2 separate regions of the Homo sapiens genome follow, and region 1 is linked to region 2. A link is a loop called in an ENCODE intact Hi-C map of the cell type or tissue named here. Cell type or tissue: prostate gland. All regions are shown on one strand. Each heading gives the region's core, and the rest is flanking DNA. Links, peaks and the distances in the headings are about the cores only. Region 1 overlaps LOC105372255 (a long non-coding RNA gene). Region 2 overlaps RANBP3-DT (RANBP3 divergent transcript).

Region 1 (16,695 bases), core at 4,573-12,572, 140 kb before region 2:
TATGCCTGGATGTTATTCCTGCCCTCGTGACTTTCTCTTACGCTGCCTGTCTTCATGTGTTTACAGCGGCCTCCCCCTTCTCGTTCTCTGCTTTAGTCACTGCTAACAATGTCCACTACCAGGCACAGTGGCTTGTGCCTGGAATCCCAGCACTTTGGGAGGCCAAGTCCGTAGCATCACTTGAGGCCAGGAGTTCAAAACCAGCCTGGGCAATGTAGTAAGACCCCGTCTCTACAGAAAAATTTAAAAAATTAGCCGGGCGTGGTGGTGCGCAAGTGTAACCACAGCTAGTAGGGAGGCTGAGGTGGGGGGATTGTTTGAGCCCAGGAGTTCCAGGCTGCAGTGAGCTGTGATGGTACCATGGCACTCCAGCCAGGCCTACAGAGCAAGACCTTGTCTCAAAACAAAAAAGACAAAACAGTGCCAGGTGCAGCACATACTAGATGCTCAGTAAATAAAGATGTAGCAACAGAATCTTGTGCTGTGCCAGGAGAAAAGGACAAGGAGTGTTCCTTTGTCTCCAGGGCCTTTTGTGTGTGTGTGTGAGAGAGAGAGAGAGACGGAGTTTGGCTCTTGTTGCCCAGACTGGAGTGCAATAGCGTGATCTTGGCTCACTGCAACCTCTGCCTCCCGGGTTCAAGCGATTCTCCTGCCTCAGCCTCCCAAGTAGCTGAGGTTACAGGCATGCACCACCACTCCCGACTAATTTTCTGTATTTTTAGTAGAGATGGGTTTTCACCATGTTGGCCAGGCTGGTCTCCACCTCGTGGCCTCAGGTGATCCACCCGCCTCAACCTTCCATGGTGCTGGGATTACAGGTGTAGCCACCGCACCTGGCCACCAGGGCCTTCTTAATGTTTCACAAATATCTACTCTGCAGAGCACCTGGGCAGCTGTGCCAGGACAGCCAGTGTCCACCAATGTCCATTCAGCCCTTCTTCCCCAGAGCTCTCACCTAAAGAGAGAGAATGTTTCCCAGGCCCCCTGACTGCATGGCGTGTCCATGTGACTACATCCTGCCCTGTGGGATGTGGGCATAAGTGGTGGGGGCCATGCCTGGTCATGCCTATAAAGGAAAGGAGGTGACACCCTTCCCCAACCCCCCATCCAGTAGAATCCTGGGATCAGGAGCAGCCTCCTTGGACAGGGGTGAAGCTGGAGGGGAGGGAGCAGGTCAAGAGGTCCCCAACAGGAGGGAAGGGACCTCTGTCTCTAAAGACAGTTGAGCCACTTTGCTGGTGCCAGACAGATTTATGCAAGTTGCACACACGCTCGCTCGCTCGCTCAGACACTCTCACGTGCACAGGTACTCACACACAAACAGACCTTCCCATGGGCACACAATCACAAGCACACTCACATACACTCACACTCATAACATGCTCCCACAATCACACCTGTTCACACAATTCAAATACTTTCATACAGACACAAACTGGCAGGCACGCACACACACACATGCGCACACACAGTCACATGTACTATCAGACACATGATTACATGCATGCACACTCATCCACAGTCATGCACATATGCAGTCACACACGTGCCTCATTATAGAGACATCCCATTTCGTACACATGTACACTGTCAGACACACAATGTGTGACAGTCACACAGTCACATTGCTCAGGCCCTCATACGCACAATTACATGCACACACACATATGGACACACATGGTCACACACACCCTCATACAGACACACAATTACACACCCACACTCACACATTCACATACATATGCACACACTTGCTCACACTCTCACCCTCGTACAGACACAATTATATATATGCATTCCCACACTCACACATATATGGACATGCGTGGTCACACAGCCTCGTACGGACACACAATTACACACACTCCCACACTCCTACACTCACATACATATGTGGGCGCTGCCAGCCAACCTCCAAGACACATACATATGCACACACATGCTCACACTCTCACACACCCTCATACAGACACACAATTACACACACATATGCACGCACGTGCTCACACACACCCTCATATGGACACATGACTACATATATTCATTCCCACACACGTATATGCACACACATGGTTACACAGCCTCATACAGACACACAATTATATACGCACACCCACTCACATATGCACACACATTCTCACACTCACACACCCTCATACAGACACACAATTATATACGCAAACCCACTCACATATGCACACACATTCTCACTCACACACCCTCATACACACACAATTATATACGCACACCCATTCACATATGCACACACATTCTCACACTCACACACCCTCATACAGACACACAGTTACATACACTCACACACGTATGCACTGATAGACACCTAATTATACACATAATCATAATCTCACACACACACTCCTGTGTGCCCTCATGCAGACAAATACACACAGGCACACACACCCTCATGCAGATACAGTCACATATACAGTCACATGTCCTCACACCTGCACACACTTGCACACCCCACATCCTCACACACCCTCAGATACCCAATTACATATATACACTCGCACACACATGCACACACTTGCTCAGACTCACACACAACCTCATACACACAGTTACATACACACATACATTATGACACACATATGCACTCATATACACTCTCATACAGACACACACAGACACATACACATACTCCCAAAGATATGCACACACACCCTCATGCTGACACACGGTTGCACATACAGTCACCATACATTCACACACACATACTCGTACAGACACAGTTACATACACACACAGTATGGCACACACTTACACATATGCACTCACATACACCTTCATATAGATGCACAATCACACGTGCACTTAATTCACACAGGCACACATACACAGTTACATACAGTATGACACACACGTATACACTCACATACACCTTCATATAGACGCACAGTCACACATGTGCACATAATTACACGCATGCACATGTACACAGTTACATAGAGTATGACACACACATATGCACTCACACCTTCATAGAGACACATAATCACATACACACACACCCTCTCACCGTGGAAAAGTAAATCTCCTTGGAGAAAATCTGTCCATAGCTATCCCAGACAAGTTTCAGCAAGGATGAGGACGCTGCTGTGCTACCCAGATCTTTTCAGTGATGAAAGATGTGTGCCCCAGCCTCTAGGAATGTTGCTGGAAGCAGACCTCTGCTGTCCACCCCTTCAGGTCAGCATCTGCCAAATGGCACGTCCTCATCCAGGGTCTTGTTCCCTTCCCCGGGCCACCAACATCTGTATGGAGGCATAAAATCTCGGGCCCCTCTCCCCAAATCTCAGGACAACTCAGGGACCATCCCAGCTACAGAGCTGGGGGCAGCTGGACTTCTCATGCTCTCTCTCTCTCTCTGTGTCTCTCTGTCTCCCCCAATCCTGTTTGTTTCCCTTCCCTTCCCTTTCCCTTCCACCAGTATCCATCCCAAGGGTGGGTCCCCTCTAAACAAACCTTTTGCAAGCTCAGTTCCTCTCATCTGCTTCCTAATAAGCTCTCTGCAACAAAAGCAGTCGTTGTATGCCACTAAAATCCCTCCACTTACCTTCTCTTACCTTTATCCCACCTGCCCCAGGTAACATAATAACGTGGACTCTCATCCCCACACCCCCTCCCCTGAGGACTCTGAGCTGACCACTCTCCCAGAGTCTTGGCTGTTAGTCTTTGAGCTCGACTCCCCACTCCCTTCCACGGGTTCTTCCTACACAGACCCGAAGCTGAGCCTGTCTGGGCAGCTGAGGACACTTCCTCCACACAGAGGGATGAAGTTCATTCCAGGCCATGGCTCACATTTTAATGGAGAAAGAACTGAAGATAGAAATGGCATTGCATAAAGGCAACAGCTGCGGAAAGAGAAGCATTCATTTGGCAACATTCATCTCCTAATCCAGCAGACCCCAGGAGACTCTCTCTTCCCCCAGAGCCAAGGGCAAAGTGAACTCAAGGGTAACTCTGTAAAAGAATCCAGGTGTTTACACTGGAAATGGGGAAGGGGGGACTCAGCTGGCAGTGTGAGTCACCTGTGCGTCCTCCACTGGTGCCTCTCTGGGCAAGGGGGCGGTTGGATCCTCACTACTTGGCTGGTTCTAGGATCCTCCACTGGGGCACCTGCTTTCACCTCATGTGCCATCTTGTCTTAAGAGTCAAGAACAGTGGGAGCTCTCAGCCAACCTCCAAGACACCCAATTAACCAACTCATCCATGAACCCAAGGTCTATCCCCCACAGAGGATGCATGGTCGCTGGTTCATACGGAAACCTTGCAGGGTTGCTCTGAAATGTACATGCATCCACTTCCATACCAGGCTCGCTGTGTGCTCACTGAGTGCAAGCTGTGTATTCCCAAACCTGTTTATGCCAGTTGTGCTTCTTATTCTAACAACTATATTTTATTTTATTTTATTTTATTATTCTATTTTCTTTTCTTTTATTTTTAATTTTATTTTTTGAGACAGAGTCTCGCTCTGTTGCCCAGGCTGGAGTGCAATGGCGCCATCACGGCTCACTGCAACCTCTGCCTCCCAGGTTCAAGTGATTCTCCTGCCTCAGCCTCCCGAGTAGCTGGGATTACAGGCGCCAACCACCACACCAGGCTAATTTTTGTATGTTTAGTAGAGACGGGGTTTCACTATGTTGGCCAGGCTAGCCTCGAACTCCTGACCTCAGGTGATCCACCCACCTCGGCCTCCCAAAGTGGTGGGATTACAGGCATGAGCCACCGCGCCAGACCCTAACAACATAATTTGATCAAATATTATACGCCTCAATGTAATACAGCAGCAAAAAAAAAAAAAGTCATTGTTTCTAAGTCTCAAAAGTCCAGCTGATAAAAGAGTGATGAATTACGCATGGACGAGGTGACTTACTAACTCAGGGAAAAAATTGGAAATTGACCCTGTCCAATATAGTAGCTACAAGCCTATGTGAGTATTTAAATTAAAATTTTTATGACTATACACTTAAAAATGGTTAAGGTAGTAAGTTTAGTGTTATACGTATTTTGCCATATTAAAAATAAAAATAGAGCTGGGTGTGGTGGCTCACACCTGTCATCCCAGCACTTTGGGAGGCAGAGGTGGGAGTTCAAGTAAGGAGTTCGAGACCAGCCTGGCCAACATGGTGAAACCCCATCTTTACCAAAAATACAAAAAAATTAGTTGGGCATGGTGGCAAGTACCTGTAATCCCAACTACTCGGGAGGCTGAGGCAGGAAAATTGCTTGAACCTGGGAGGCAGAGGCTGCAGTGAGCCGAGATCGAGCCACTGCATTCCAGCCTGGGCAACAGAGCAAGACTCTGTCTCAAAAAAAAAAAAAAAAACTTAATAAAATATATTCACATATCCAATGGATTACTCATGGGAGGAATTTCAACACCCCTCTTTTGTTTACTGCTTTATTTATTTAGACAAAGTCTTGCTCTGTCACCCAGGCTAGAGTGCAATGGTACGATCTCAGCTCACTGCAACCTCCACCTCTTGGGTACAAGCAATTCTCCTGTCTCAGCTTCCCAAGTAGCTGGGGTTACAGGCATGCATCACCATGCCAAGCTAATTGTTGTATTTTTAGTAGAGACGAGGTTTCATCATGTTGGCCAGGCTGGTCTCAAACTTCTGACCTCAAGCGATCCACCTGCCCCGGCCTCCCAAAGTGCTAGGATTACAGGCGTGAGCCATTGCACCCAATCCAAAGGTTTCTCTTGGGACCAGCCTCCCTCCAACATGACTCCACAGTTCTGGTATCCTTATCATTTCTGTTTCTGGCCCCCTCTCCATCAGTAAGCAGCATTCACTGCCTGGGTGGGTGGAGGAGGTCAGAATGAATTGAACAGAAGCAGGGAAGAAAGACTGACTTGAGGCCGGGCGTGGTGGCTCGCGCCTGTTATCCCAGCACTTTGGGAGGCTGAGTTGGGTGGATCATGAGGTCAGGAGTTCAAGACCAGCCTGGCGAACATGGTGAAACCCTGTCTCTACTAAAAATGCAAAAATTAGCCGGGCGTGGTGACGTGTGCCTGTAGTCCCAGCTACTTGGGAGGCTGAGGCAGGAGAATTGCTTGAACCCAGCAGGTGGAGGTTGCAGTGAGCCGAGATCACGCCACTGCACTCCAGCCTGGGCGACAGAGCGAGAATCCATCTCAGAAAAAAAAAAAAAAAAAAAAAGCTCCAACAACATGAGATACAGAGTCAAAGCCTCATATGTAACTGTTACAAACCAAACTGGATCAATTTGCCTATATGCAAGGGAACATCAACCAGCAAAGCACTATGTTTTTGCAGTGAGAAAGGTTTAATGTGAGCCAATTGGCAAGAAAATGGGAGAAAACACTCAAATCTGTCTCTTTGAACTGGGAGTTGGGGCAGGTTTTATAGTCACAGGGTAATGAGGCATTATCTGATTGGCTCTTGCGATGGTGTGATGCCAGGGCTCGAGCTGATTGGATACTGGATCATTGCCATGTGGCGTCTGTTTCTTAATTCAATTCTGCTCCTTTGTCTGAGCACTTAGGTTCCACCTGTGGTTGACTTTTTAGCTCATCTGGACATGTTCTGATTATGTAGCTTGCAACCTGGGGTCCATGGCAACTGGAAGACAACTCACAACTTTGTTACATAAAAATTGAACTGGATTGGTCCGATATTATTACATAATGAACTCTCACCGTTGGGTGAGGTCAAATTGCTATAATAGGTATTTGTCTTTTTCTCATTCTTTTTCACAGCTGTATAGTATTCTATTTCACAGCTGGGATACTATACAGCTGTAAAAAAGAATTAGATGACATATCTATAATATATCCCTCATAGATAACATAGCTACGATATAGCCCTTTCTCATTCTTTTTCACAGCTGTATAGTATTCCAGCATGCAAGAAATTACTCAAAAACTTAGCAGCTTAAAACATTGATAATCACTCATCATCTCTCGTGGTTTTTGTAGGTCAGAAATTCAGACAGGGCACATCTGGGACAGCTTGAAGTCATGATGTGCTGGAGCTGGCATGTATCAACCGCATGAGTCAGAGCCAATTGCATGCATCTCTTCTCAGCTTCACATTCAGTGGTATCACATCTGTACCTTGAAATCAGCCACAGTGGGAGTATTTACACCACAGGAATTGGCAAACACTGCAAATCAGCGCCCCATGCCACTCAAGAGCCAGTTATTAAATATTTATCAGAACATAACTGCTTTAAAGAATTATTTAAAATTCTCAACAATATAAAGGGACATTTTATTATTAAATCCTTAGGGATGGTCCCACCAAAATCCCATATACAGTAATATTAGCAGACTCCAAATGTACTTAGATTTGCTAAAATTCTCAAATGCATTTTTTTTTTAGAGACAGAATCTCACTCCATTGCCCAGGCCCAGTGGTGTGATCATAGCTCAGTGTAGCCTTGAATTCCTGGGCTCAAGCAATCCTCCCACCTCAGCCTCCTGAGTAGCTAGAACTACAGGTGTGCACCACCATGCGGGGCTTATTATTTTATTTTTTTGTAGAGGTAGAGTTGTCCAGCCTGGTCTGGAACTCCTGGCCTCAAGTGAGCCTCCTGCCTCAGCCTCCAAAGTGTTGAGATTGCAGCCATGAACCATGACAGCCAGCCTCAAATGCTTTTCCAATAACACACAGACACAAGCCCTGAAATTTATATCATTGAGTTACTGAATACATATATGTGCCTGGATTTCCCTAGCAAAAATTGGGAAGAAAACATTTACTTTCCTTTTCCAGGCAGGGTGAGTTAAATGGTATGTCTGCAGCTGCGTTGCCAGGGGTCCGTGGCTTTTCAAAAGTGGGTGTCCCTACTGGCAAAAGTGGATACGGGGGTCTGCATGTTCCGTGGCAGCTTCCAGGAAGAATGAGAAGTGGATAAGAGTGGATGGTGCAGGTCTAGAAGCAAGAAAGGTCTGAACTAAATTGGTTGTCACTTGCTGTATAAGTGAGCCAAAGACAGTGTCTTTCTATCAGCCCTATCTCATTTATTTCTTTACAGCAGGCAGGCAGGGACCTCTCAGCTCAAAGCCCACCAGCACCAAGCTCAAATTCTCACACAATCCATTGCTATAAATATTGCACAAATAAGCATATGTTTAGTCATTTAGAGCCCACCTGCTTTGCATACCCCATAAAATTGCACCCAACAACACCTATTAATCACAGAGAAGAAAAATCTTACAGCCATAAGAAACCCCAAATTATTGTTGCCTTTCAGAGTTCTATGATGCAGACTCTCCCCACCTTGCTACTCAATGACATCACCTAGACACTTAAGCCCTGCCTCTAACTCTCCTCTGTCCCAGGAGTTCCTCTGGAAGGAGTCCTGCTGGAAGGGACATTCCCCGCATGCAAACCTATCTAAGTGCCGTGCAGTAAAGCTTGTTATGCAATACTGCCATCTTATGGTCCTGTTTTGTTTTGTTTTTTTTGAGCTGCCCCATCAGGAATCAATGATGTCATAAGTCATGGCTCCTGAAATTGCAATTTTCTTGTGTGTGTGTGTGTGTGTGTGTAAGCAAAATTAGGCCAGGCATGGTGGCTCACACCTGTAATTCCAGCATTTTGGAAGGCCAACACGGGGGGATCGCTTGAGGTCAAGAGTTTGAGGCCAGCCTGAGCAACATAGTGAGACCTCATCTCTCCTAAAAATTTGAAAATTAACGCGATGTGGTGACACGTACCTGTAGTCCCAGCTACTTGGGAGGCTGAAGCGGGAAGATTGTTTGATCCCAGGAGTTTGAGGTTGCAGTGAGCTGTGATTGCACCACTGCACTCTAGCCTGGGCAACAGAGAGAGACCCTATCTCAGTTTAAAAAATAAAATACAATAAGTTTTAACGAATTAATTTTTGTTATGTCTTGTGGTCTTTAAATGACACACATTTGACAGAATGCAGTGGACATTGACAGTACCAAGTAACACTGCTATGGCCGAGAACAGGAGTGGCCAGGTGGCATCTGAAAAGCTCTAGTTCCTTGGTGTGTCATCTACAGCCATGAGCAGCCTCATCCAAGGCTCCTGTCGGGGTGGCCAGTATGGAGTGAGGTCTGGAGGTGTGTCTTTGATCCCTACGTCTGACACTCGCTGTCCACCACGAACATCCTGTGTCACTGTGGATCCAGGTACTGGAAGATACTGAAGGAGTCCATGTTCCAGGTGCCAAGGTAAGGCCATGAAGCCAAGGTGCAGTTCTTGGAGAAGACCAGAAGGGGGCTCCTGGTAGCTGCAGCTCCAGATAAAGCCTCCAAGTCCCCATCTTCACGTGTATCAGATTCTTCTGTCAATTTGCAGCTGGTATGCTCTTTTAGCAGGGATCAAGCCAGCAACTGGATGACTCCTCCAACAATGCATGCAAATTAGAGCATCATTATCATTTGAAGTGCCTGATGGGAAAACACTCAACTGGATTCAAAAAGCCATTTACATCATTACAACAATTTTTGAAACTTATATTTGTTAATGAATAAAGAAGTTGGGGTCCTTAGACATAATTTCACCTGTTATAATTTTTTAAAGGCTTGTAGAAAATGGTTTGAAGTTTCTTACCACTTGCTTGTGCACGTGACGTTTCTTGCCAATTGTGTCTATTAAAAATTTGAGGGGCCGGGCACAGTGGCTCATGCCTGTAATCCCAACACTTTGGGAGGCCGAGGTAGGCAGATCACCCAAGGTCAGGAGTTCAAGACCAACATGGCGAACATGGTGAAACCCTGTCTCTACTAAAAATACAAAAATTAGACGGGAGTGGTGATGGATGCCTGTAATCCCAGCTACTCGGTAGGCTGAAGCAGGAGAATCACTTGAAACTGGGAGGCAGAGGTTGCAGTGAGCCAAGATCTCACCACTGCACTCCAGCCTGGAAGACAGAGCAAGACTCTGTCTCAAAAAAAATTTTTTTTAAAAAATATTAGAAGCAAACCAAATGTCTGTCAACAAAAGAATAAACCTATAAATAGTGATATATTTTTATAATGAAATACCACTCAGATTTTTTTTAAAAGAATGAACAACTGATGCATTCAACAATATGAATGAACTTCACAGATATAATATGCTAAAGAAGCCAGAAAAGGCCAGGCGCGGTGGCTGACGCCTGTAATCCCAGCACTTTGGGAGGTTGAGGCAGGTGGATCACTTGAGGTCAGGAGTTCAAGACAAGCCTTGCCAACATGGTGAAACTCCATCTCTACTAAAAATACAAAAAATTAGCTGGGCATGGTGGTGTGCACCTGTAGTCCCAGCTACTTGGGAGGCTGAGGCAGGAGAATCGCTTGAACCAGGAGATGGTGATTGCAGTGAGCCAAGATCGCGCCCCTGCACTCCAGCCTGGGTGACTTGTCTAAAAAATTAAAATAAAAGAGTAAGCAAAATACACGTGGTGGTAGAAGTCAGAAAAATGGGGTAGAGGTATTAACTGGAAAAGGACAAGAGAGAACCTTCTGGGGAGAAGGAAATGTTCCATACCTTGATCCAGGTGCTGGTGGTAAGGATTCACACACACACACACACACACACACACACACACACACACACACACACACACGTAAAAAGTCACACATATGTAAACAATTAAGAATTATGCACTTTGACATCTGTAAGTTACATCTCAATTTGTTTTTGTTTTGTTTTGTTTTGAGACAGGGTGTCACTCTGTTGTTTAGAATGGAGTGCAGTGGCACAATTGTCGTTCACTACAGCCTCAACCTCCCTCAGCTCAGGTGATCCTCCCACCTCAGCCTCCCAAAGTCTGGGATTACGGGCATGAGCCACAGTGCCCAGCCTCCTGTGTCTATTAAAACAGTCATAATAATAAAAGCGGTACAGTTCACACAGTGATGTCCTTAAAATAATGCAGATGAAGCCAATGTCGTTTATAAAGATGGGAACTAGTCGCAAAGCCCCCACTGTCCCTTTCGTTAGATTGCCTTGCCAAGTTGTAAGGTAAATCTTTGTATCAATCCTGAAAAGTTGGTAACATTCAGGCACAGAACCTAGACCAGTCAACGCACTATGTTACCGTTACAGCTTAGTCGTAATTAAGCTAAACATTGAACATTCTCTTTTTTGAGTTCTTATTATTTTGAGACAGGGTCTTGCTCTGTTGCCTATCATACAATGGCCCAATCTCCGCTCACTACAATCTCAACCTCCCCAGGCTCAAGCAATTCTTTCACCTCAGCCTCCCAGATAGCTGAGACTATAGGTCCGCATCGCCATGCCCAGTTGATTTGATTGATTGATTGATTGATTGATTGATTGATTGAGATGGAATCTTGCTGTGTCACCCAGGCTGGAGAGCAGTGGTGCAATCTCAGTGCACTGCAACCTCTGCCTCCTGGATTCAAGCGATTCTCCTGCCGCAGCCTCCCGAGTAGCTGGGATTACAGGCGCCTGCCAGCACGCCTGGCTAATTTTTGTATTTTTAGTAGAGACAGGGTTTCACCATGTTGGCCAGGCTGGTCTCAAACTCCTGGCCTCAAGTGATCCACCCGCCTCAGCCTCCCAAAGTACTGGGATTACAAGTGTGAGCCACTGTGCCCAGCCTGATTTTATTTATGTTTTTGTAGAGATGAAGTCTCGCTTTGTTGGCCAGACTGGTCTCAAACTCCTGGCCTCAAACGATCGTCCTGCCTTGGTCTCCCAGAGTGCGGGTATTACAGGCAGGAGCCACTGTGCCCGCCCAGAATTGAACATTTTTATCTCTATTTTCATAAAGAAGGCAGCTAGTATGCTTGACAGCTTCTGTTACTGAAATTTTTTGTTTCTCTGTTTTTTATAAACCTCTTTCCTTCTCATTCCTCACCGTTTTTTTTTTTTTTTTTTTTTTTTTTCCTGAGACAGGATCTTGCTCTGTCGCCCAGGCTTGAGTGCACTGGCACGATCTCAGCTCACTGCAGCCTCCACCTCCCGAGTTCAAGAGATTTTTGTGCCTCAGCCTCCCGAGTAGATGGGATTAACAGGCGCCGCCACCACACGGGCTAATTTTTTTTTTTTTTTTTGAGATGGAGTCTCACTCTGCTGCCCAGGCTGGAGTGCAGTGGCGCCATCTCAGCTCACTGCAAGCTCTGCCTCCCGGGTTCACGCCATTCTCCTGCCTCAGCCTCCAGAGTAACTGGGACTACAGGCGCCCACCGCCACACCCGGCTAATTTTTTGTATTTTTAGTACAGACAGGGTTTCACCATGTTTGCCAGGATGGTCTTGGTCTCCTGACCTCGTGATCCACCCGCCTCAGCTTCCCAAAGTGCTGGGATTACAGGCGTGAGTCACCATGCCCGGCCTAATTTTTTGTTTTTAGTAGAGATGGGGTTTTTGCCATGTTGGCTAGGCTGGTCTCGAACTCCTGACCTCAAGTGATTCACCCACCTGGGCCTCCCAAAGTGCTGGGATTACAAGCGTGAGCCACCATGCCCGGTTACCCCTTTTATTTTCTCTCCAAATTCTTTTTTCCTCCTTCTATTTCTCTTTTTCCTCTTTCCTTTCCTTCTTCCTTGCCTTTGAAGTTAATATGGAACACGGGCATGCACAGCCATTCTATCCTTCTGCTTCCCGGTTGCCTAGAAGTGGCTAATACCTTTGGCTGAAAAAAAAAATTATTTTTTCTTTTAAATGTGCTTGGTGTGTATTCAGCTTGCCCCTTCGATGGCTGTTCGGGGTCACAGGTATTTGCTATGGAAATGATTCCGTGTTCCAGAGAAATGTGGCAGCGGATGGCCAGAAAGCCGCGAGACAAATAAAAGATCTCTGCGGTACTCAGGTGCTTTTTACACAAAATCCGCTATTCAGAAGCCCCATCATTATGGAAATTGTCCTTTTATGCTACTCTTGAAAGGATCAGATGCTCAGACTCAGGTTTGTACCAAGTAAGAGGCTGTTAAAACTACGCATCAGTGCGTGAATGGCCTGTAAAGTTCTAATAGAGCTGGTTAATTAACAGTCATCAGTTAAATAAAAACAATCAATTAGGGAGAAGCTCGTCTGGGAGAAAAAAAAATAGTTTTAACAATCACCAAGGGTAAATTCTCTCAAGCAGACCTGGAAATGTCCCAGGAAGGAGGCAGTTTTTGTACCGTTCTCATACCCAAACTCGTTTTCACTGGCCCTGTGGTTTTACTAATTCTTTCCTTGTAAGCGTGCTGTCTAAATGTTTTTGTTTGAGGCAGGGAAGGGTGGCTCATGATTGTAATCTCAGAACTTTGGGAGGCTGAGGCCAGAGGATAACTTGAGCGCAGGAGTTTGAGACCAGCCTGGGCAGGATGGCAATACCTCGTCTCTTAAAATTTTTTTTTTTTTAAATTAGCTGGGTTTGGTGGTGGCAGGTGCCTGTAGTCCCAGCTACTCTGGAGGCTGAGGTGGGAGGATCCCTTGAACCCAGGAGTTTGAGGCTGCAGTGAGCTGTGACCATACCACTGTACTCCAGCCTGGGTGACAGAGCCAGACCTCATCTTTAAAATAAATGAATAAATAAATAAATAATTTTGTTTGATTTTATTTTGTATTTTAGCAGAAAAATATCTTTTTATTTTATCATGCCGTTCGAGTTCTATGGCAAAAAAAAGATTGAAAAATAATATCTGTGCTTGGTAAACACACATAAAAACAATGCAGACAGACTCAACAACATGAAAGGTTCTTCGATGAAAGTTAAGCCTCCCTTCTACTGTTATGTATATCCGTAGTGTATTTTTTTATCTTTCCAGAAATAATATCTGCATATACAAGCATGCTGCAAAAGGGCGCAGAGGAGGCATGGTACAGGGTGGAGGTGAAGAACTCAGATTTTAGAGACGTGCTGCTTGGGCTCGAATCCCAACTTTGCAATTTGCTAGCCAGCTCTGTAAGTGTGGACAAGTGACTGACCCCTTCTGTACCCCAGTGTGGTGGGGCAGCCCCTACATGGGCCCCCAGGGCCCCCATTGTCTCCTGTTCACACCCTTATCTAATCCTTCCCTTGAATGTGGGATGGAGTCTTGCTCTGTCGCCCAGGCTGGAATGCAGTGGCGTGACAATCTCAGCTCACCGCAATCTCCGCCTCCCAGGTTCAAGCCATTCTCCTGCCTCAGCCTCCCAAGTAGCTGGGATTACAGGCGTGCGCCACCACACCTAGCTAATTTTTGTATTTTTAGTAGAGACTGGTCAGGCTAGTCTAGAAGTCCTGACCTCAAGTGATCCGCCCACCTCGGCCTCCCAAAGTGTTGGGATTACAGGCGTGAGCCACTGCATCCAGTCTCACTGACTTACTTCTTTTTTTTTTTTTTGAGATGGAGTCTCACTCTGTCACCCAGCCTGGAGTGCAGTGGCATGATCTTGGCTCACTGCAACCTCCGCCTCCTGGGTTCAAGCAATTCTGTGGCTCAGACTCCCGAGTAGCTGGTATTACAGGTACCCACCACCACGCTTGGCTAATTTTTGTATTTTTAGTAGAGACGGGGTTTCACCATCTTTGCCAGGCTGATCTTGAACTCCTGACCTCATGATCCACCCGCCTTGGCCTCCCAAAGTGCTGGGATTACAGGCGTGAGCCACCGTGCCTGGCCTACTCACTGACTTACTTCTGACAAATAAGTCAGAAGTGATAGGATGTCACTCCTGATATTGGGCTATAAAAAGACTGTGGTTTCTGTCTTGAGTGCCTAGGGGAAGCCAGCTGCCAGGTCCTAGCTGCCATGTCACAAGGACACTCAAGCATGTTGTTGAAAAGCTTACATGGTAAGGAAATGAAATCTCTAGCCAATAGCTCTTGAGCTGGCACTCAAGCCTGCTGGCAACCATGTGAGTGAGCTTAGAAGTGAATCCTCTCCCATAGGGAGTTGCTGTTCAACAGGTATGAAGTTTCAGCTATATGAGAGGAATAAGTTCTAAGATATGCAGCACAATATTATGCCTAGAGTTAATAATACCGTGCTGTGCACATCAAAATGTAAGAGGCTACATCTCATGTTAAGTGTTCTTACAAGAAAGAAAAAGAGAAAGAAAGAAGAAAAAGGGGAGAGAGAAAGAAGAAAGAAAGAAAAAGAAGAAAGAGAAAAAAGAAAGAAGAAAGAAGAAAGAAGAGAAAGAAAGAGAGAGAGAAAGGGGTGGAAGGAAGGAGGGAGAAGGGGACAGAGAAAGGTAAGGAAGGAAGAAAGAGTGAATAGGCCAGGTGTGGTGATTCATACTCATAATCCCAATACTTTCAAAGGCTGAGGTGGGAGGATTACTTGAGCCCAGAAATTTGAGACCAGCCTGGGCAACATAAGGAGACCCCATCTCTACAAAACATGAAAAAAATTGCAGGGCACGGTGGCATGCCCTTGTGGTCCCAGCTACTCAGGAGGCTTAGGTGGGAGGATCACTTGAGCCTGGGAGGTCAAGGCTGCAGTGAGCCATGGTCACACCGCTGCACAGCAGCCTGGGAGACAGAGCAAGACCCTGTCTCAAAAGAGAAAGAAGGGAAGAGGAGAGGAGAGGAGAAGAGAGGAGAGGAATGGAGAGGAGAGGAGAGGGAGGGAGGGAGGAAGGAAGGAAGGAAGAAGGAATGGAGGGAAGGAGGGAGGGAGGGAAAGGAGGGAGGGAGGGAAAGAAGGGAGGGAGGGAAGGAAGGAAAGAAGGGAGGGAAGGAGGGAGGGAGGAAGGGAGGGAGGAAAGAAAGGGAAAGGAAGGGAAGGGAGGAAGGGAGGGAGGAAGTAAGGAAGGAAGGAAGGAAGGAAGGAAAGAAGAATAATTTTCCCAGTTGAGCCTTCAGATGAGCCTGCAGCCCCAGCTGACAGTTTGGCCACAATCTCCTGAGAGACATGGAGCCAGAACCACTCAGCTAAACTGCACCCAGATTCCTGACCCACAAAAACTATGTGAGATCATGAATGCTTGTTTTAAGCTACTGATCTTTGGGGTAATTTGTTACACAGCAGTAGATAGTGAATACATTCAGTTCCCTTATATGTAAATGGGACTAATAATGCAAAAATTATCATGAAGATAAAATGAGTTCTTATGGCAAAATGATGGAGAAACTATTAAGCACATAGTAAACAATAAATGTTTGTATATTGACTTTAAAGGGTAACAGATATAGATAGATATCTACTATAAGACATACACACACACACACACACACACACACACACACACTGTAGGTAGACATATACTTTATTTTATTTTTATTTTTATTTTTAATTTATTTTTATTTATTTTTTTGAGGCAAGGTCTTGCTCGTCACCCAGGTTGGAGTGCAGTGACGCCATCTTGGCTCACTGCAACCTCCACCTCCCAGGTTCAAGCAATCCTCCTGCCTCAGCCTCCCAAGTAGCTGGAGTACAGGCATGCACCACCATTTCTGGGGTAATTTTTGTATTTTTTAGTAGAGACAGGGTTTCCCCATGTTGGCCAGGCTGATTTCAAACTCCTGGCCTGAAGTGATCCACCTGCCTTGGCCTCCCAAAGTGCTGGGATTACAGGCATGAACCACCATGCCTGGCTGGTAGATATACACTTTAAAGGTTACTACTTTAAAAGGTACTACTTTAAAGGGTACTCTTTTTAAATAAATATCTTTCTTTAAAAACACAAATAGGAGTGCACTGTGAACACTGTACTGCATTTACTTTTTTTGTTTAATAAGTAGATTGTAGCCATTCTCCTATACTGCTCGGATAGTTGCATCTTATTCTTTTTCATTGCTGCAT
Region 2 (11,430 bases), core at 1-8,000:
TAAGATGGGGCAGATGTGGGCCAGGCGCGGTGGCTCACCCCTGTAATCCCAGCACTTTGGGAGGCCGAGGCGGGTGGATCACGAGGTCAGGAGATTGAGACCATCCTGGCTAACATGGTGAAACCCCATCTCTACTAAAAATACAAAAATTAGCCGGGTGTGATGGCACACTCCTGTAGTCCCAGCTACTGGGGAGGCTGAGGCAGGAGAATCGCTTGAACCCAGGAGGAGGAGCTTGCAGTAAGCCAAGATCACGTCACTACACTCCAGCCTGGGTGACAGAGCGAGACTCCGTCTCAAAAAAACAAAAAAAAAAAAAAAAAAGAAAGGGGAGATGCTCCAGCTGGAGTGCCCCCCACCCCCGCCAACCGCCGCCACCCCTGTTTTCCTCCTGCCTCTGGCTGCTGCCCCTCTGCGCCTGGGTCCTGCCCACTCCTCTCCTCCTTCTACCCCCTCAGTCACCTCAGCCACTCCCACAATGGAAACACCCTCCAGGAGCTGCTGACTTCACCTCTGCCCAGAGCTCCTGGGTGCCTGGCCCTCGGCAGAGCAAGACAGCATTCCGGCATCTGGCCGTCCAGACCTCCTCCCCAAGTCTCCATCACAGCCTTGGCAGCACCGTCCGTCCCCGCATTGCCCCGCCCCGCCCCTTGGCCCTGCTCCTCAAAATGGCCGCCAACTGAGCGCTTCTCCCCTTCCTCTTTGCTACTCCCCAGCTCCTCCTCGGCCGGGAGAGGCAGAGTGGCAGGGATTAGACTGCACAGGTTTGAGAATCAGCTCCACGGTCATTCACTGTGCCCTCAAGTAAATTACCTTCATCGGTTTCTCCCACTGGAAAAGAGACATTAAAAATACCTCACGGTGTTGTGAGAAAGAAGGTCAACATACAGAAAGCACGGGACTAAGCCTTCAAGAGCTGTTTCTACCCCTCGGCACTGCAGATACCGCAGATGGTGGGGGATCAGATAATTCTCTGGGGGGGCCCGTACTGGGCACTGCAGGGTGCTGAGCAGCATCCCTGGCCTCCACCCACTCCCTGCCAGGAGCACTACAGCCCAATCCTAACAAGCAAAAATGTCTCTGGACACTGCCAGTGTCGCCTGGGAGACACCTTCCTCTTTAGCACTCACCTTGATTGGCACTTCTTTCGGGAAGCCTTCCTGGATGCTCTCTGGGTAGATTAGGGTCACTTAGACCCAACTTCCCCTACCATACTTTATAGTCATTGTTTGCAAATCTGTCTTTCCCATAAGCTCTGCGAGTGAGTAGCTATCATTTGCCTTGTTGAAATGGACTTCCCAAATCTATCACCGGGCATGCTCAGCAAATATTGAGGGTGTGAGGGAGTGAGGAGGGCCTCCCAGAGAAGGCGTTTTTTACGGTGATGTTGGGAAGGAAGGTGCTGTGCCATGGAGGAGAGAAAAATATCCAGAGGAGTGACAAGGAATTCCAAAGAAACTGGAATTCAGGCAGGAGGCCACCAGAGGTTTTTGATGTAATCAAAGCTGGGCTTTAGAAAGATGTATTCGGGCAGGGTGGATTCACAGGAAGAAACAGAAGCAGGGGGGTCAATTAGGTGCTTGTTAAAATCGTACAAGTGAGGGGGAGAGTTGTGGCTGTGGGGTGGAGCAGGGGCACACAGGAGCCCTGTGGAGATCAAATTGGTGAGTTATACCCGATTTGGTTTGTTTTTTGTGTGTGTGGTTTGGTGTTTTGTTTTGTTTTGCTTTGCTTTGTTTGAGACAGAGTCTTGCTGTTGCCCAGGCTGGAGTGCAGTGGCACAATCTCAGCTCACTGCAACCTCCACCTCCTGGGTTTAATCGATTCTCCCCCTCAGCCTCCTGAGTAGCTGGGATTACAGGAGTGTGTCACCGTGCCTGGCTAATTTTTGTATTTTTAATAGAGATAGGATGTTACCATGTTGGCCAGACTGGTCTCAAACTCCTGACTTCAGGTGATCCGCTCACCTCAGCCTCCCAAAGTGCTGGGATTACAGGCATGAGCCATTGCGCTTGGCTTTTTTTTTCTCTTTCTTTTTCTAATGAACCAGGATAAAAATCTAACTAAAACATCAGGAGTGATGGTGTAATAAGGATAAATATAGCTTTGCAAAATTTTCATTTCAGTGTATGTGTGAGTGCACATATACACATGCATTTATGGTATTGGGCTGCAATGTAAAATGCATATGCATAGGTCTCCAAAGCCACAGTATCATATATGCATGAGTATACGTGCACTCACACAGAGGCTCTCAGGAGGGCTGAGAGTTGTTCTCAGCTTATTGTGAGATCATGGGCCCCTCCTGGAATCCTGTCATGGACATTTTGTGGGGTTTTGCTGTCCAGCATCCATCCTGCCTTCTTTTGGAATAACACCCTGATTCTCTTGGAAGAGTGACCGTCCTTTTGTGGCTTTAAATACTGTCTCTGTGTGGGTGGCTCTCACATATTGAGTGAGGCGGTTCCAGGTGGGAAGGGAGCAAATGAGCTCAGTGTGTTGGGGGTGGGGGGAGCAGTGAGGAGGCTGGTGTCATGGGCACAGAGTGAATGGCAGGGCAGGAGGTTGAGGAAGGCTGCAGAGTCATGGGATGGGGGCTTCCTAGGTCCCGGGGAGGAGCTGGGATTCCACTGGCTGCCTCCACTTGGATGTCTCAAATGGCATCTCATACCACTGGCTGGGCACACAGAGCCCAATATGTATTTGTTGCTCAATAAATATTTGATGGAAGGGCCAGGCACGGTGCCTCAAGCCTGTCATCCCAGCACTTTGGGAGGCCAAGGCAGGCAGATCACCTGAGGTCAGGAGTTCAAGTCTAGCCTGGCCAACATGGTGAAACCCCCTTCTCTACTAAAAATACAAAAATTAGTTGGACATGGTGGCGGTGCCTATAAATCCCAGCTCCTTAGGAGGCTGAGGCAGTAGAATCGCTTGAATCCGGGAGGCAGAGGTTGCAGTGAGCCAAGATCGTACCACTGCACTCCAGCCTGGGCAACAGAGTGAGATTCCGTCTCAAAAAAAAAAAAGAAAGAAAATATTTATGGAGGAATGAATTTGATTGGGGGTGAGCACAAATTAACGTACCGTACCCTGCTGACCCCATCCAACACTTTCTCCTTAGACTCTGAACCCTGCGTTGAAGGGTGAGACTGAAAGCAGTCAAAGATCAGGCATCCTGGGGGAGACACCCGGCGCATTGTCCTCAGTGATTTTTGCTTCTAAGACCTGTTGAAACTGCTGGTTGCTTCTCCTTTCTTTTTGATCTCATGAATATCCTCATAACCTTCCAGTAAATTCCCCCTTGGCTTACATCTTCCAGAACTGCTTTCGGGGGGTTGCAATCAGTCTCCAAACAGGTACACCCTCAGCACCCAGGAATTTTCTAGCCAGTCTCAGAAGGGGATTCTCAGACCTCGTGAAGCCCTCCCGAGGTGACAGCCCCAGTTTTCAAGGTGGGGCATCCATACGGCTTGGCAACAGCAGCAGCAGGCTGGGAGCGAGGTGCAACTAAGACTCCCTACCTCCACTTCCACGACCTGGCTCATGGAAGACACCAGAACCCCAGCAGATGCGGAGCTTACCGGTAAGTTTAGTTTCCCAGAAGGTAGCCAACTGCCCTTTTTCCTGGAGTTGTTTTGATTCCTCTCAAGTCTCTGCTGCCCCCCAGTGGTCACTCTGTGACACAGCGTTTTCCTTTTCACAGGGGACACAAAGTTGGATTTTGCCCAGAAGCCTGGCTGATTTGTTTACTTATTTGCAACGATGCATGATAAGAAAGATCAAAAACAAGTGAGTGAGTGAGCTAATTTCCTTCCTTCCCTTCTCCTCCTCCCCTTCTCTTCCTCGAATATTTCCTATTTGTTTACAAAGGCCCAAAATATCCCCCCAACATAACAATGGGAAAAAGTCACCTGGCAGATACCATTTAAAGCAAGCGATTGGACGGGCGCGGTGGCTCACGTCTGTAATCTCAACACTTTGGGAGGCCAAGGCAGGCAGATCACTTGAGGTCACAAGTTCAAGACCAGCCTGGCCAACATGGTGAAACTCCATCTCTACTAATAATACAAAAATTGGCCTGGCGTGGTGGTGCGCACCTGTAGTCCCAGCTACTCAGGAGGCTGATGCATGAGAATCGCTTGAACCTGGTAGGCAGAGGTTGCAGTGAGCCAAGATTGCACCATTGCACTCCAGCCTGGGCAACAGTGAGAGACTCTGTCTCAAAAAAAAAAAAAAAAAAAAAAAGGTATAAATCGCCATCATGTGCCCTTGCTAGGATGCATTGACACAGACACACATCGCTTCTGCGTAATCCCTGCCAAAAACACTTAACCTGAGTTTCACTGTGAGGAAACATCAAACAAACCCAAAGTTAAGGGGCATTCTACCAAATGATTGGGCAGTACTCGTTAGAAATGTCGTTGTCAAGAAAAGGTATATAAAAAATGGAGGAAATGATCCAGACTAAAGGAAACTAAGGAGAAATACCTACATGCAAGACAGGATCCAGGACTAAATCCTGGAACAGAAAAGGGACACTAGAGCTGAACAGAGGAAATGTGAATAAGGCTTGCACATTAGTGAATAGTACTGTATCAGTGCGAATGTCCTGATTTTGATCAGGATGTGAATATCTGAGGAAGCTGATGGAGGCTATATGGAACTCTTTGTACTATTTTTGCAACTTTTTTTAAGTCTGAATTTATTTCAAATGTATTTATTGTAAAATTTAATTTATTTAATTTAAAATAAAGAGGCTGGGTGCCGCGACTCATGCCTGTAATCCCAGCACTTTGGGCGGGCAGATCACTTGAGGTCAGGAGTTCGAGACCAGCCTGGCCAAGGTGGGCAGATCACTTTAGGTCAGGAGTTCAAGACCAGCGTGACCAACATAGTGAAACCCAGTCTCTACTAAAAATACAAAAATTAGCCGGGCGTGGTGGCGGGCACCTGTAATCCCAGCTACTCGGGATACTGAGGCAGGAGAATTGCTTGAACCCGGGAGGTGGAGGTTGCAGTGAGCAGAGATTATGCCACTGCACTCCAGCCTGGGTGACAGAGGGAGACTCCATCTCAACAAAAGAAGGAGGAGGAGGAGGAGGAGGAGGAGGAGAAAAAGCAGAGTTGATCAGGAGATAGGAATGTGTCACCGAGCAAAGTGAAGGCTTGGGAACCCGGCTGTGGCACTCTGGGCTCTCCACCTCTCAGCACGGCTGACCTGGTTGCAGATCAGGTCATGTGAAGGAGAATGTGGCCCTACCCCATGTTAACAGGATCCAGCCCAGCTTTCTTCCAGAGAGAAGCAATTCCAGTCCCAAATCCCTGGCTGATGTGCCTAGTTTGGGTCAGGGGTTCCTGCCATCATGGGCAAGGGGCCACCATTGGTCACATCCGACATCCTGTTGTCAGGAACTTGAGGCCGTGGGTTGAGGGAGAACGGGGAAGGCAGATGAACTAATAACGCATTCATGATGAAGTCCCTCCAACCCCACCTGGCTCCAAGCTCCTTAAGGGCAGGAATTATACTTGATTGATCTCTGGGTACTCAACCTCAGTGTGGGCTGGGCACAGAGCAGGCACTGAAGCACTGCCCCAGGAGTTAAAGAAACCTATGACTAATAGAAATTCCTGAGTTTGCTGGATAAGAAAAGAAACAACTTACTGAAACTCCCTCTGCTTGTAAGATAACAAAACTGGCTGAAGTCAGTTGGAACAATATGGCGGACTGGAGTTTGCACAGAACGAGCTTGCTGATGTCATAGCCTCAATTTCTACCGCATGGTTTAGACTAATGCCCCCCGAACTTGCACATGCGCTCCATGAGGGATGAAGAGATAACTGCGCATGCCAGAGGACTTTCCAGACTTCCTATTCCTTTCTACCAGTCACCTACCTACTAATGCCACAGTCTACCCCCTACACCTCTTCTAATAAAGGTATTGACTGCCTTAGGGTGGGCGTGGTGTCTCAGGCCTACAATCCCAGCCCTTTGGGAGGCAGAGGGAAGAGGATTGCTCGATGCCAAGAGTTTGAGACCAGCCTGGGCAACATAGCCAGACCCCATCTCCACACACGCAAAAAGTATGGTCTTAAAGCTAGCACGGGGAGACAGCTTTGAGTTGGACTCCCATCTGCTTGTTAGTCAACTTGCAATAAAAAGCTTTTCTCACAAACCCATGTCCTAGCATTGGCTCCTAGCGCGTCAGACAGCAAAGCTCCTTTTGCTCCATAAAAACACATGCTGGCTCCCTGCCCATGATGGGAAGATGAAAACTTAATTGCAGCTGTGAAGACCCCTTTTCCTGAAGCCCAGCTGCAGAAGCCATCGTCCTCTTTGGCTGCAGAGGAGAGAGGGACATAAGTCTTCAGAGCTCAGCCTGGGTTCAGAGGCTCCTCAGAGACCTGTATCCTGGTGAGCCAAGGAGGAAGCTGACAGCACAGAGGCCAATCAGCAGTTAAGGGCAAGTCATTTGAAGCCCTCCCATTTCCTGCCTCCAACCCCTGCAATTAGGAGAAAACCCTAACTCCTCACTGCAGCCTCCAAGGCCCTGCACGCTCCCTCCCTGAGCTCATCTCCACCACCTCTCTTTTTGGTCACTCGGCTCTAGCCACACCGAGCTCCTTACCATGTGAAATTATTCCCTCAGCTGGGCGTGGTGGCTCACGCCTGTAATCCCAGCACTTTGGGAGGCTGAGGCAGGAGGATCACTTGAGGTCAGGAGTTTGAGACCAGCCTGGCCAACATGGTGAAACCCCGTCTCTACTAAAAATACAAACATTAGCTGGGCATGGTGGTAGGCGCCTGTAATCCCAGCTACTCGGGAGGCTGAGGCAGGAGAATCGCTTGAACCCGGGAGGCAGAGGTTGCAGCGAGCCGAGATCCTGCCACTGCACTCCAGCTTGGGAGACACAGTGAGACTCCATCTCAAAACAAACAAGCAAACAAAAAGTATTCCCTCTTTCTGTCACTGTGTCATAGCATGCTGTTTTATTTTCTTTGTAGCACCCATCACTATCTCAAATTATTTTGCTTACCTGTCTACTGTTAGTCTCCCCACAAAAGGCTGCAAATCTCCGTGAAGTCAGGGCCTGTCTAGTTCATCCCGGGAATCCAACATGTGCCTGATGCCTCATAGGTGTGGTGGATACATACTACTGTGTAATGAACATCCCTAAAGCTTAGTGGCTGATAATGGCAATTCTTTATCTTTCGTAGTTTCTGTGGGTGAGGAATGGGAAGGGCTAGGCTGGGTGGTTCTGACGGGGCTCAGGGTCTCTCATGCAATTACAGTCAGCGGCTGCCGCAGGAGCTGTTGGGGTTTGGCTGGGCATCTCTTGGCCAGGGCCTTGCCATGAGATCTGTGTTTCAGCTTCCTTACAGCATGGCAGCCGCAGGGCAGTTGGACTGCTCACATGGTGGCCAAAAGCTTTCAGAGAGACTGTTCCAGCAATGCTGCAGAAGCTGCATCTCTGTCCGTTATGTCCTAGCGTCGTCAGTTACACGGTGTCATTTCCTGTGTGCTCTATTGATCAGCAAGCCCACCTACATTCAAGGGAAGGGAGCTGCACCCTCCTCTCTTGCTGGGAAAAGGGTCAACGAATTTGGGGCCATATTTTAAAGCTACCACAGTAGGCAACTGACAAATATTTGTGTAAGTGAATGTTGACTAAGTTAATTTGCTACGAGAGGCCAGATGAGGAAAGCTGGCAGCCATCAACACTTGGAGGAGGCTTGCGAAACCACTGGAAACGTCCTTGGCTCATCAGCCTGACAGGTTTTGCGTGTCTCAGTGTCCCCTGAAAAGCCACGACTGGATTCTATTTAGCAAGTGATGACATGGTGCTGCGAGTTTCCCAAAGTGTGGGATGAATGTGGTGTGTGACATGACTTTAGGCGACATGTAGACATGGCGTTAAACGACAATGAATAACATAGATTATGTTAGCCCGTTTTCAATTCTCTTTCACTCCTTCTCATCACATCAGGAAGGAAGTTTCCGCCAAGTGCTGAAGCCTCTTCAATAACGCTCTAATACTTTGCTAATCTCCCTTTGTATCAAAGAAAAAGCAGGCCCAACACCTTGGCAGGCGACAGTATCTACTTTGAATGTGAAAACATTGTTTCATTTTCATGTTTGCTTTTACAATGGTCTACTCATGGCTTAGTGGTTTTCCATTTTAAACGGTGATACGAAGTATCTGTTTAATGTAAATTTAAACCAAAAGAAAAGTATCGGCCGGGCGCGGTGGCTCATGCCTGTAATCCCAGCACTTTGGGAGGCCGAGGCGGGCGGATCACGAGGTCAGGAGATCGAGACCATCCCGGCTAAAACGGTGAAACCCTGTCTCTACTAAAAATACAAAAAATTAGCCGGGCGTAGTGGCGGGCGCCTGTAGTCCCAGCTACTTGGGAGGCTGAGGCAGGAGAATGGCGTGAACCCGGGAGGCGGAGCTTGCAGTGAGCCGAGATCCCGCCACTGCACTCCAGCCTGGGCGACAGAGCGAGACTCCGTCTCAAAAAAAAAAAAAAAAAAAAAAAGAAAAGTATCAAGTTCATGAAAGGTCACACCGTGCAGATATGGTAAAGGCTGAGAAGACCTACCCAAGAGAAGTTTGGGGAAACCTGAAAATAATGAAACCAACACCCCAGGAATGACAGATGACCTGAATTCTACACACTGTGGGTGACCAGGGGGACTGACATTCGAGCTACTCTTAGAGAATTTCTTTCTTTGGTTTTTTTCGAGACGCAGTCTCACTCTGTTGCCCAGGCTGGAATGCAGCGGCGTGATCTCAGCTCACTCCAGCCACCGTCTCCCGCACTCAAGCAATCCTCCCACCTCAGCCTCCTGAGTAGCTGGGACTACAGGTGTGTGCCACCACGCCTGGCTAATTTTTTCTATTTTTGGCAGAGACAGGGTTTTGCCATGTTGCCCACTCAGGCTGGTCTTGAACTCCTGGGCTCATGTGATCTGCCTGCCTCAGCCTCCCGAAGTGCTGGGATTACAGGTGTGAAGTTTCAAATTAACCGTTTTCTTTAGAGACAAGGTCACAATCCGTAGCCCAGCCTGGAGTGCAGTCGTGCCATCCTACCTCACTGCAGCCTGCAACGCCTGGGCTCAAGCCATCCTCCCACTTCATCCTCCTGAGTAGCTGGGGACTACACGTGAACACCACCACAACTAGCTAATTTTTTGCAGAGACAGGATCTCACCATGTTGCCCAGACTGGTCTTGAACTCCTGGGCTCAAGCAATCTGCCCACTTCAGCCTCCCAAAGTGATGGGATTACAGGTGTAAGCCACCACGCCTGGCCATATTGTGTATTTTTTTTTTTTTTTTTTTTGAGACAGTCTCACTCTGTCGCCCAGGCTGGAGTGCAATGGTGTGATCTTGGCTCACTGCAACCTCCGCCTCCTGGGTTCAAGCAATTCTCCTGCCTCAGTCTCCCAAGTAGCTGGGATTACAGACGTGTACCACCACACCTGGCTAATTTCTTATTTTTTTAGTACAGACGGGGTTTCACCATGTTGGTCAGGCTGGTCTTGAACTCCTGACCTCAAGTATTCACCCGCCTTGGCCTCCCAAAGTCCTGGGATTACAGGCGTGAGCTACCGCACCCAGCCCAGATTGTGTATTTCTAATAAGCTTCCAGGTCATGCTGATGCTGCTGGTGTGGGGACACACTGAGAAAGTAGCAGGTTTTTGTTGTTGTTGTTGTTGTTGAGACAGAGTCTCATCTGTTGCCCAGGCTGGAGTGCAGTGGTGCGATCTCAGCTCGCTGAAACCTCCACCTCTCGGGTTCGAGTGATTCTCCTGCCTCAGCCTCCCGAGTAGCTGGATTGCAGGCGCCTGCCACCACACCCGGCTAATTTTTTGTATTTTTAGTAGAGACGGGGCTTCACTGTGCTGGCCAGGCTGATTTTGAACTCCTGATCTCGTGATCCACCTGCCTCAGCCTCACAAAGTGCTGGGATTACAGGCGTGAGCCACCGCGCCCGGCTGAAAGTCAGGTTCTTGAAAAAAATCTGGTGTGTGGCCGGGCACAGTGGCTCACACCTGTAATCCCAACACTTTGGGAGGTCGAGGTGGGTGGATCACTTGAGGTCAGGAGTTCGAAACCAGCCTGGCCAACATGGTGAAACCCAGTCTCTACTGAAAATACAAAGATTAGCCAGGCATGGTGGTGAGCGCCTGTAATCCCAGCTACTGGGGACGCTAAGGCAGGAGAATCGCTTGAACCCGGGAGGCAGAGGTTGCAGTGAGCTGAGATCGCGCCACTGCACTCCAGCCTGGGCAACAAAGCGAGACTCTGCCTCAAAAGAAAAAAAAAAAAAAAAAAAAGAATCTGGTGTGCTACTACTGCGCATGTCCTCCCAACTCTGGTGCTAGTGACATCCCATTAGTAACAATATAGGCCATGGCTGAAGGATTCACACCCAGAAAATCAGCAGACGCTACAAAACAGGGTTCAATTTGTTTTATTAATTGTCTTGTGGTCTTAAGAAAGTGATAGAAAAATAAGTAAAATTTACAATAAACTATATACACACACATAAATACATACTAACGAATACATTCTCTTCCAGAGAAGCTGCTGTTAAATATTTACCACATCCCACTGGCTGTTCAGAAAAGTTTAACAACCATGTAAATACATGTGTCCTGGATTAGGAACTGGCAAACTTTTTCTGTAAAGACACAAACAGTAAATGCTTTAAGTTTTGTTGGCCAAAAAGTTTCTGTTAAAAAAAAAAATTAGCTCTAATGTCACAGCTCAAAAGTAGCCAGAGACAATATATAAATGAGTAAGCATTGGCTGTTTTCAAATAAAACTTTATTTACAGACACTGAAATGTAAATTTCACACCATTTTCACATCAATAGATATTCTTCTTTTGGTATTTTTTTTCCCAACCAGCTAAAAATGTAAAAAAATCGGCAGGCGCGGTGGCTCATGCCTGTAATCCCAGCACTTTGGGAAGCCAAGGTGGGCAGAGCACCTGAGGTCAGAAGTTCGAGAGCAGCCTGGCCAACATGGTGAAACCCTGTCTCCACAAAAAAACACAAAAACTAGCTGGGTATAGTAGTACACAGCTGTAATGCCAGCTACTCAGAAGGCTGAGGCAGGAGAATCACTTCAACCCGGGAGGCGGAGGTTGTAGTGAGTCGAAATTGTACCACTGCACTCCAGCGTGGGCAACAGAGTTAGATTCCAAAATAAATAAAAGAAAGGGAAGGGAAGGAAAGGGAGGGAGGGAACAAGGGGAGGGAGGGAGGAACCATTTTTAGCTCATAGACTATATCTGGCCCACAGATTGTAGTACTCCTCGCTCTCTTTTAGATCATACTCAAAAAGGTGCAGAGCTGGGACTCCAACCTAGGTAAGACCTGAAACACAAGGTCCCAGGCAGAGAGACGACCAAGTGCA

Evidence for each region. A loop is a pair of places that touch in the nucleus more often than their neighbours do. Peaks named below come from ENCODE experiments on the same cell type or tissue, not always from the same donor. Only the 100,000 strongest peaks of a DNase experiment are listed, where the experiment ranks them.
Region 1: a loop joins it to region 2, with 2.6 times the contacts of the local background. A loop is called at or near these places in 37 of 110 quality-filtered maps.

What each region holds. Positions count from the first base shown.
Region 1 is chr19:6,118,254-6,134,948 of GRCh38, reverse strand. LOC105372255 (a long non-coding RNA gene) reads left to right here. Exons shown (of 4, transcript NR_187772.1): 4 at 6,968-9,523. Among named protein-coding and RNA genes, the nearest start is that of ACSBG2, 9.1 kb to the left of the region's middle. RefSeq lists an enhancer at 1-318 and a silencer at 9,117-9,411. In prostate gland, for the core only: a CTCF peak has its summit at 9,232 (motif pointing right); a DNase peak (open chromatin) is centred at 9,218.
Region 2 is chr19:5,979,762-5,991,191 of GRCh38, reverse strand. The region is part of intron 1 of RANBP3-DT (RANBP3 divergent transcript); the gene reads right to left. Among named protein-coding and RNA genes, the nearest start is that of RANBP3-DT, 7.1 kb to the right of the region's middle. In prostate gland, for the core only: a CTCF peak has its summit at 3,675 (motif pointing left); DNase peaks (open chromatin) are centred at 678 and 3,651; H3K27ac peaks cover 1,828 bases.